Regions from separate parts of the Homo sapiens genome. Here region 2 is linked to region 1. A link is a loop called in an ENCODE intact Hi-C map of the cell type or tissue named here. Cell type or tissue: mammary epithelial cell. All regions are shown on one strand. Links, peaks and the distances in the headings refer to the core of each region. The heading gives the core; the rest is flanking DNA.

Evidence for each region. Hi-C counts contacts between places; a loop is a spot of excess contacts. Peaks named below come from ENCODE experiments on the same cell type or tissue, not always from the same donor. Only the 100,000 strongest peaks of a DNase experiment are listed, where the experiment ranks them.
Region 2: it touches region 1 in a loop (2.1-fold over the local background); 1 of 110 quality-filtered maps calls a loop at or near these places.

What each region holds. Positions count from the first base shown.
Region 1 is chr9:14,344,889-14,350,257 of GRCh38, forward strand. All of the region lies in intron 1 of NFIB-AS1 (NFIB antisense RNA 1), which reads left to right. It also overlaps a transcript of NFIB not described here. Among named protein-coding and RNA genes, the nearest start is that of NFIB-AS1, 30 kb to the left of the region's middle. RefSeq lists an enhancer at 3,914-4,413. In mammary epithelial cell, for the core only: a CTCF peak has its summit at 3,245; DNase peaks (open chromatin) are centred at 2,753, 3,163 and 3,703; H3K4me3 peaks cover 4,014 bases; H3K27ac peaks cover 1,876 bases; H3K27me3 peaks cover 443 bases.
Region 2 is chr9:14,196,895-14,202,263 of GRCh38, forward strand. All of the region lies in intron 2 of NFIB (nuclear factor I B), which reads right to left. Among named protein-coding and RNA genes, the nearest start is that of NFIB, 110 kb to the right of the region's middle. In mammary epithelial cell, for the core only: no CTCF peak of the experiment used is centred there; a DNase peak (open chromatin) is centred at 2,447; H3K27ac peaks cover 2,788 bases.

The DNA.
Region 1 (5,369 bases), core at 235-5,234:
AATCTTGAGGGTTTAAATAACCAGCAGAAGAGGGGCTTTGAAGGAAGAGGGGTGGTTGGGGCATTCTTCCCACACCCCTACAGCCTAGGCACTGCAGCTTCCACCTTCGGCCCTTCCCAGCATCCATCCTAGAGAATAAAAAGCCCAGCTCCAGGGGTTCTGGGAGTCCGTCTTGGGCCACTCTCCTGAGCTCGGCCTCCCTGGGGGAACTGGCCATTAACACACTTTCGCGGCGGAAGTGAGCGTGTTGAAGGGTACAGTCACTAAATTGAAAGGAGAGCTGCTTTTTATTCATTTGAGTAGAGGTAAGAGAAAGGGGCATCTCCAAAGCCTTTAACTTTTTGTTCCCACGGAGACTCCTAGCTTCCTCCTGTCCCAATAATTTAAATAGGTTCTAGTGCAAAGGAGGTAGCTTCTGTGGGAAATGAAATTTTAAAACATCCCCAAATTCATCTACCCTCGATTTTCAATTCCTCTCTAACCTTGCCCTAGAACACAGCCAGCTCTTTTTCTTAATCCCATCTTTCTCCATTCTTGCCTTAAAATCTCCCAGTGAAATCTAGGGTACCGGAGCTTAAAAATAAATAAATGCAATCAAAGGGTCTGAGGCTATGCGAAAGGTGCAGAGGAGTGGAGTAGGGAAAGGGAAGCAGGGGTTCCTTTGTGAACGGGATCCTTTATCTTCGAAGCAAACGCAAATCAGAGCCGTGCTTCTGCGCTCCGAAGTGCGGCTGCCACATTTGGAGAGAGCGGGCAGCGGCTAGCTCTGCGGGTTTGGGGGTGCTTCTCCTCTGCCCCATCTCCGTGGAGTTTGGTACTTAAAAGCCCAGTGTGTCAACCGCTCAGACTTGAAGGTGGTTAGGTAAAGAGTTAAGAAGCGAGGCGGCTTACACCCATAACTTTATCCTCCCCCTCACCTGTATTTTTCTCCCCTCACACCCCTCCCTCTTCAAACGGCCTTTCAAAGATGACTTAGGGGTTCCACGAATGTCGCTGCACGGTTTTGCTTCTCCTCGGGTGCCATTTCGAGGAGCCTAGAAACTTCCTGCCTTTCTGGTTGACCCTCCGCAGGGCTTTCTCTGACACCGCCATGGTGGCAACATGGGCCAAGTGGTACAGGGACCAGCCTAGCGGGTGGGAGGCCTCGCCTGTGGGCTGAGGAGGCACGACCCTGATCCCCGGCGCGCACAGTAGAAGCGGGACCTGTGCTAAGCCACGGGAAGGGGGGCGCGCCGCGGGCGCGGGGGGCGCGTGGGGCACGTGTTCACCCCAGCACTGGAAAGAGACTTGCGGTGGGCGCCGGAGTCAAGTCTCCTGATGTTCATGCGGAGGGGAGAGGATTTGTAGCCATCTTTGCTCTGGGTGGAGATTTCATATCCGCAGTCACACGAGGTAACCGACACCCCCCCCCCGTAACCTGAGCTAAAGGTAAAGGTGATCCTGAAACCGCTTGCCCCTGGGAACGTCGCTCCGGACGGGCGTCATCTGCCACGTGTGATAGGAGCCGTCTGGCCAAGTGGAAAAATCTAGGCTAAGCGCAGAGCACAACCCTGGCAGGGTCAAGTCCGATTTCAAGCCCAACCCGATGGGATTCAGAAAAGCCCGCCCAGCGTCCCCAGGCCCAGCAGTCCACGCCACACCGTCGGCGACGGATTTCGTTTCTATTCCCCGCACGCGCCCCAGCAACGCAGAAGGAGATCCAGTTTCGCCACAACGTTCCCGTTGGCTTGCTGGTTTGAAAGTTGAAGCCCCGGGGTAGTAAATTTGGCTACAAAATCTCAAATCTCGTTAATCCTAGACAAAATAAAAACATAATAGGCCACAAATTAACTAGCTTGGGGCGGTTTCTGTGATGGTCACCTGGCGGTGCGCAAGGAGTTATAGAACCTTGAGGGGGGGATCTTTTCTATCTCTAATTACCTGTATGTGTAAAGAACTCAAGAAGACGTCAGAACAGGGTCTCCTATCAACTGCTACCTATTGCTGTCTCGCAAACATCCCCCTAAACCCGCTGCATCGACAGCTTCGGGTGAGGGTGGGGTAAGAGGCACTTACTGTGAGGCCGAGCTCCCGCACGAATTAGCCTCACAACAGGACCTAGGTCTCCTAGGGAGACGAAACTAGGCCAGCGAAATCGCGGCCAGGGAGCCCCTGGCCCCCACTCGGGAGACAACCCGCCCGGCGCGAAGGGTGCGTCTCCTGAGCTCCACGCCGGGAGCTGGAAGGCAGGCAGACGCGCGAGGCTTGGGAAGGGTGGGATCTTAAAAAAAAAAAAAAAATCTTAAAAAAGAGAAATAAATTTGAACAAAACTAAACTACAAGCCCGCAGTTCCCCGCCGAAAGCGAGGTGGGGGAGGAGGGGGCGGGAACGGTCGAGGCACTGAGAGTGGGGGATGAGAAACGAACTCCGTCCCCTGCACAGTCAGTGCCTTCGGGGGCTCCACCACCGCGCGCTCCCACCCTCAAGGTTTGGACTCCTAGGGGAGGGAGAGGACGGGAGGGAGAGGAGGATAGGTGGAGGGGGAAGAGGGACTCCTTTTCTCCTCCTGCCAGCGCCAGCTGGGGCAAACTTGAGCTGGCAAAGCGCGAGAAAACTTTTCTTTGGAAAGTTTAGGTAGCGCAGTTAGTGGCGGAGGCTCAGGGCAAGCTAACAGTGCTGGGGCGGGTGTGGAGGGAGTGAGCTGGGTGCGATTGGGAGAGGGGAGAAGGGAGAAGGGAAGGAGTGGCCAGCTCCCTAGGCGGTTGAAGATCCAAGTCTCTTCGGTCAGGTCCGCCCAAGGTCCCAGAGGCACTGGGGGGTCGGGTGACTGTGCGGAGTGTAAAAGACATTTCCTTAGGAAACAGACAAGGCAGGGCCAGGAGTTCCGCGGTTTTTTTTCCGTGCAGAAATCACTACCCGGCGACGGCTCAGGGCGGTAGAGGGCAAGTCTTATCTGCCAAGGCGGGATTAGATTCTCTCGCCGAGGGTCCCAGTATCCCGCCGCCCAGCAAGGGCCGAGCGCGCGCGCGCGCCAGGGAGCTTTGGAGCGACGCGCGTAGTTTCGCGTCGCACGCGGTGTCTGGTCTCCGCGCACCACGTGCGCTCGCGGTCCTTGGCGGGGACGTTGGTGCTAGCGATCCGACAGAGCACCCAGGACTAGGTTTTTGTGATGCCCTAACCTGGGCATTTATGCTGGGGGCGGAACGAAGTCGCCCAACCCAAGTTCTCCCTGCACCCTGGGAAGGAAATGTGGTGCGCCCTCTGGGGCGTGAGGCCGCCGCGGCCCATTCTACACACCTACTGGCATTCCGCTTTTCCTTACTGTGCGCCAGGGGAAGGCATAATTCAATTATATCATACAACTGCAGCGCACCCTTTTCCTTTTTTGCTTTGAGGGGAATTTTCCAATTCCCAAATAAATACCTATGGCTCTAAAGCCGAGTTGGGTTCTGTAGTAACTACCGGGGGTGAAAAAAAAAAAAGACCCCAAATTGGCTGTGAGTTTACAGCCTGAAGCAGCTTATTTAGGCTCGCTGAGCGCCGTTCCAAACGGCAGGGCTCACGCTATTTCGGGAGAAGTTGGAGGGTGGAGAGAAAACAAGGTTATTTAAAGTGACTCCCAGAACGCAGCTTTCGTTCCTAGACTCTTTAGGTGTCAGTGCTTCGGCTCCAGTTTAGCACGGCACAGGCGGCCCAGCCTTTGATATTTAAGCCAGGCCAGCGCCCGGGTGAAACTACCTGTTGGGGGATTCTGCCGCCTGGAACCCTTCTTCTTCTGCGCAATACTGGCAGCAGTGGGATGGCTCTGGGGGTGCCACGCGAAGAGAGAGGGCGGAAGAGCCGGGAGCAGCGGACAGTCAGCTGCATGTGGCAGTGCCTAGCGAGCTGCTCCCGCGCCTCTGCTCGCTCTTTGAAAACTGGAAACAGCCCCCTGTGCTCTGTGCTGGGCCCCTGGCTGCGGAGATGGGCCCAAACTCGGCACGATTCTCTAAGTTCGGAAACCACGAAGCTTGCGCCTTCATGCGTGTCTAACATTAAAAACAAAAAAACCTCCTGGCGGCTTCCTGGGCTCCCGCCCCCACCTTGCGCTCCAACACCCGGCACTTTTCCCTGTACCGAAATTCACTTTACTACTTCTTGAAATTCGGAAAACTCCACCGACGCTTGGACTCGCTGCAACCCAGGGGCTGCCTAAAGCTCTCGCACGAGTTGCTTGAGGGAAATCACTCTCTGCTCTTGCGAGCAAACAGATCTCTGTATTTTTAAACAATCTAACTGAATGGGGGAGCGAAGCTAGCGAGGACAATTTGAGCAGTCTTTGTAGCCTGTTGGGAGAATTTTTGGAAGCTAGCGGGGTGGGGGTTTGGTCTCGCATGCGAACCTGTGGGAAGGACAGTTCAGGCTGGGCCCTGGGGCTGGAAGTCTCATTTGAGGAGCACACGGTCCCGAGAATGGCACGTATTTAACAACCTTCTTTAGGGCAAACTCTGCAACGGAGCCCGCCCGACATTAAATTTAGGGGGTGTGGAAGCGTAGACTGGGTTCAACCGGGAAATTTTCCCCGAGACGCCAAAGGCATTCCGCGTTATGTTTCCCATGCGGGTTTCTGCTTTTTGATAGCGAACCCCACTCCGTTTTGGGAGCAGCGAAATTTTGGAGAGCCCCAAAGCAGGGCTCGTTTGGGGTCCAAAGGGAAGAAAAGACTTGATCTGTGGCTGGGGAACAGCGGCACTTTATTTCCTGGGGCATGCACTTACATTCCCTACGGCCACAAAGCACCCAGCTGAAAACGAAATGTGGGCAAATATTAGGTAACTACGGAGAAGGAGGGAAGTTAGCCTCATCTTGTTTAGGATACTCGCTTTAACAGCGAGGACTGATGGGCTATGCGGAAAAAAGAATTTATTAGTGACAATTTCTTGCATAGGGATGAGAGTTGAGACTTCGAGCTAAAAGACGGCTCAGAACGCTTCCCGCGCGGCAGTCCCCCGCCTCCCTTAAAAAAAGTCATCCTGTCAATATTGGCTCTTAAGTCACACCCCCATTACCGGTCCACAGTGGCATTTCCCTTCCCCGTGTGCCCCTTTCTATACCCACTCATCTGGGCTTTGGATTGCCCATGATCTCTCCCTGCCTGGAAAAACTCGTGCAAACTTGCCCTTCACCAGGCACGCACGCACGGGTGGGCTTTCCCCAGGAGGGTCGTTTGGCGGCCCCGGGGACCCTCCTGGGCCTGGGAAACCCGGAGTATTTTCCAGCGCTCAGCCTCGGTGCCTCTGTATTATTTCGGTTCAGTCCCAGGGGCCCCGACCCAAGGATAATAAACAATGCCGCTTATTAGAGATACAAACGGGCACAGAAAAGAACCACACGGAAAAGCAAAGCACAG
Region 2 (5,369 bases), core at 298-5,297, 150 kb before region 1:
AATTATAAATGTTATTTTCCATTTGTCTTTTATTAATGATTAAGACAACTTGGCAGTTTGAATCCAATCAATCAAGAATGTGCAAAATCCATTTCATATACATTGGTACAATTAGATACTGACAATAAGGCTCTTTCTTACCTTCCATTTGTACTAAATATGATAAAGATAGCAAGAATACCTTAGCTATTTTCGAGGCATTTTCATCTACATTACTTTGCAATCCCGAAATAGGTTGTGCTTTATTCTGACCCTTTACAATTACCAGAAAGGAATGCAGAGCTTGACAACTTGCAGAGTAATAGAAAAACCTTGATTTTTCATTGCATTTCCCCTTCTGACTTTCTTAGGATCTGAGGGACGACCCTTAACCTTTCTCAGTCTCACTCTCCTGTCTCAAACAAGCTATAATAAAACTTTATTCCAGTCCACTGGGGTATTAGAACAATGAATCTGATAGGATGTCCCTAACACACTGTACTGTGATCTCTATAGGGAAAGTTGCTATAAAAATAAAGACACTGTTGTTATTCTTCCAATTGAGTTATTTGCAAATGGATCTTCTTGATGGAGCCCAGCCCTCCGATATAGAAAAGAAAATTCTATCAGTCCTCTAGGGTACAATTGCCTTGTGGCAATTATACCCATAACCACATTTCCTTATTACTATTTATAAAAGACTGTGGAGTTCAAGGGGAGGCAAAAAGGGAGCTTAAGAAAAAATATGCTGTTTATTTTCAACAGAAGATGCTGAAGTTGCAAATTTGGAACTCAAGGCTATAGGTAAACTTTGACAGAACATGTGTTCCAAATTAGTGTGGTGTTTCTTAGCTGTGTCAGAAAGTCAGAGGTGTCCCTGAGGCTGCAGCGCTTTAGCAAATTTTGGAAATAACTTGGGGAAAAAAAAGGTAAATTACACAGTTAATCTGGTCCTCACTCTACGAATGCTACAAAACAATGACGAAAAGGTTCACGGCTAGACCATTCTCACCAAGAAAGACAGCATATCTCGAGGTACAAAAGGCACAAAAGAAAATTAAACTGAGCTTAGGAAGAAAGTGCTATGGACAATTTTACATGAAAAGCCAAAAGGGAATGTTGGGGCTACGTTGAACTTTCCTGGAGTCTACAGACAGAATACACGTTGCCCCCTATATTCATTACCAACAGCCATAAGAATTAGTAGGTGGCTCAGGTTTAGGCACTTTAAGAATTCCATATTCCTCAAATGGAATTTTTTCAAAGTAAATAATAAAAGCTTTGCTTTATGAAGTATTAGAGAAATGGGGTTTCCCTTCCATAACAGAAATCACTAGGCCCATCACACTGCACGTCTCCAAGGAGCATGATTCACAGTGTGGGCTACGGGGAGGGAGCCTTCTAAAGTCGTTTCGGATGTTCACTATGGCATTCTACGTGTCATTAAAAAAGCCTTATAAATCATCCTAAAATTTAGAGTTTAAACCTGGAACAATTACTTGGATAAAGTTTCTTATGTTAACAGGTTTTTAAAAGTTCAATTTTCAGAAAAGTGTTTGTTGTCAGTGGAGATCTGCATATAATCTAGATTCCAATTAAACACAGAGCTCCAAAAAGACCAATTAAAGGAGAAGTAGAACAGCTTGCCGTATCATGACAATAAATGCTACTTGCCTTATTGTCATTTCACAATCAGTGACATTCAGTCCACAAATTCTAGTGAGCATCAGATTCACCTGAGATGCTTGTTAGAAATTCAGATTCCTCGACCTCACCCGCAATGACTGGGACTCGTACAGCAATGCTGGGGCCAAGAAAGCGCTCTCAACAAGCACCCCAGGTAACTCCCGCACATTGTTCTCAGCCAGTGTACAAGGGACTTGGCTGCTGATGCTTGCTCACAGACACCAAACTGGAAAGCAAAAGGCAGTATGTGACTATAGAGTCCTGAAAACACAAACAAACAAAAATGCAGTCCTTAAGCCAAAACCAATCTCCACTTTTCTCCCTCTCCCTGCCATGTGATGCACCAGCTTTGGCCAAAAATCACATGTGTACAGTGAATCCTAAAAAGCAACTAAATCCAAATCCACACTGAACCATTCTGAACTCTATCACACTTCACAGAGCTTTAAATAGAATTCTACTCAAAACATCACACCCTGACTGGCCAAGGGATTCTTTGGGTTCTGTTGCTTTATCCAAGTGATCCAAAGTGACCCAGGTTCCATTCTGCAAGTTCGCTTCTACAGCTTTTTCCAAGTCGAACACAGAAGGATTAAAAAGAAAACACAAATATTGGCATAGGTGACTTGAGGTTACTTGACCTTTCTGAAGGAAGATTTTTTGGCAATTGTGTTCTGGCAGCTCCCTGGAAGGCAAGGCCAGGACACAAAGAGGAAGACAGGAAGCCGGGAGCTGGCCATGTGTCCTTGGCAGGCAGTAGTGCGGCAGGGTGAACCACCTCATCCCTGCCAAACCAGAAACAGTGGGGAAAGCCCAGCTAATTGGCAACTCACAGCCGGCTACAGTGTACATCCTCGGCTTTAGATGCCTGATAAAGTTAAATGGCCTGCCAGACCCTAATCTACTTAAACAGGATCCTCCTTTACTTTCAAAAACTTAACTCACCCATTTGTGTTTCCTTAAGGAAGTGGTAAGGCAGCATCTTAGAATGTTAAGAGCTGGAAAAATTAAAAACAAAACAGCAAAAAAAGTAAAGATGTGTTGGAGTCTCATTATGCTTATAGCCGTTTTACTTTGTGAAAGGGCCATGTATGTTTGTGCTTTTGGTTTTAGCTAATAAGACTTCCACTTGGTCATTTATTTTTATTTAAAAGAAATTCTCAAGTCAACATTGCAGACTGATTATGACTTCAGTTCATTGGAGGATCCAGGATCCATTTTTTTTTTAATTTCACAAAACTCCTGAAGATATCCAAGGAGACTGCAGAGTTGCACCCAGTTTCCACTCAGCTATTGTTTTTACTTACACATTAGTTGGCTCAATCATATTTGCTAAGGTATTTCTGTATGTACTAGCATAAAATCACCACTTTCTGAGTCTTTTACAGCTAAAATAGGGAATCACGCAGGGAGAACAGGAGCAGAAGGGATTGTCCAAATAAACTGTTCCTTACTGCTGCTGCTAACAGAGTGAATCCAGGGACCTGGAGCCTGGAGCATAATTTTGCCCCTAGGTCTGAAGGCCTGGTAAGAGCAATTTAAAGGGGTGTGCTCAGTAGTTGGGCATATTTCCTTCTATTTTCTGTGAAACTGTTCATGCCTTCTTCAAAACTCAAAGCAAAATTTCAAATTAGCTTCTCCTCCTTAAAATATAGTAGTCAATGGTGAAATTTGATGAAGAAAATGCAAATTTCCTCTCAGAACTGGTAGAAGAGAAAGATTACAATAAACATAATCCACTGTTTTCATCAGAAGTTTCTTAAAGTCTACAGAATATTCATCCTTTAAGCAACCCAGGACCCCAGAATCTGTTTCAGTGAAGTTAGACCAAGGAATAAAACACAATACCAAAACTCACATACTCTCTGATCACGATGTGAGATAAGAAAATAATAATCCTCATGCCCAACACTAGCTCTCAGGATCGGTAAGTCTAAGTATGTGTTTCAGCTCCAAAATTACTATTTTTTTTAAAACACGACTTGACTTTCCCAGACTCTACTTAGTTGACTTTTCACACTAAGTATCCCTAGCTTTTGGAAATTCTCCTTCCCTTTTCCTTTAGGGCACCACTCCTTTCTTAGGTCCAATCCTCTATTTCTGAGGGCTGCTTTCCTGTCTTGATGGCTATCTCCTTCTCTTCTGTTGGTCCCTTATATGTTGGTGATCCCAAAGACGATCCATCCAACTTGGCCATCTTCTTGTCTTTGTACATTCCCCCTCAGCAAACTCAGCTAGGTCCATGTTTACAAATACTACCCGTTTTTTGAGAACTCTGTATCTCCATATCTAGCCCTAACCTCTTCTTTAACTGCAAAACTCCTCCTGATGTTGCTAGTGCACAACCTTTGTACACTCTTGCCTCCCCGCAACCAATCCATATCTCAATTAATGGCATTCACAGCCATTCAGTTTCCCAAGCTGAAAATGCTCATTCCAGAAACCCCAACTCCCCAAAGCTTCACATTCAGTTGTCAGCCCAGACTCTATCTTCCTTTCAAGCCTATTTCCCCATCTCCATCCCAACTGGTGCTAAGTCCCTTATTGAGCTTCACATTTTTACCTCACAATAGCCTCAGCCTCCTCAGGCCATTATGATTCACTCTTCACACTATAACCAGACTCCATCCTCTGCATAGCCACCAGGAATCACAACACTTCACTCCTTAAAACACCTTGGTGGCTTCCAATTGCTAGCTAGGATAATCTACAACCTCCTTAGTACAGCATTCAAGGTGCTCCATAACCTGGCCCCAGCCTAGCCTCACTCTCACAGAAACCATCACCCTTTACCCTCCCCCTCACACCCACACCCAACTTCCTAATATTCTTCTTAACAGTCCTAGAATATGCCGTGCAACTGCAGGTCTGTGCCCTTGCTCATAAGGTTTCTATGCCTGGAATATCCCTTATTTGATGCAAGACAAACGCCTAATTCATCTTTAAAAGCTCTTGAATTTCGTCTGTTACAACCTTCCTGAACCTTATTGCCCCATCTAATGAGACCACCCTCTGGGGCCCACATGGTCTTGCTCACACTTTAGTGCAGGGCCCGACCAGTGCATTATAGTTGGTTGTTTATACATTACTTCTCTCCAAGATTGTGACCTCCTGTATCCCAACTTACCCTGAATAATTTTGGGAATCTATTTAAATGGCATACAAATTTATCTTGGATGTACTATCCATGAAGAAACTGAGACAAAGAGCATTAATTCCCAAAAGAAAGACAAAGTAACCTTAAAAAAAAAAAGTCATAATGAGCTATCAATTTATACAGGTAATTAACATTCAATATTCTGATTGTGACATATACAGATGATATTTATCCATTCGTTTATTTTTTTGAAAAGGACTGAACACCTACAGTGGTCCATGTATCATCCTTGGAACTCAGTCTACAACAGTCAATAAAAGATGATTTGTTCTTGTCTTCATGGAGCTTATGGTTTCATTTGCACAATGTTGACTTTCATTCACTTGCTAGCAGGTAAAATGTGCTCTCTATACAATTTACAAATAAGCAGAATCTGTAATCATTATATTTTGAAGATAAAATTGATACTTTTCACACACACACACACACACACACACACACACACACAAAGATTTAGCAGTGGGACAAACTTTTTCATTTAATTTTTGTTTATAGCAACTAAAACATGAGAGACTAAAAGCCACAGACTGCAAAAGCATTGTTTAGC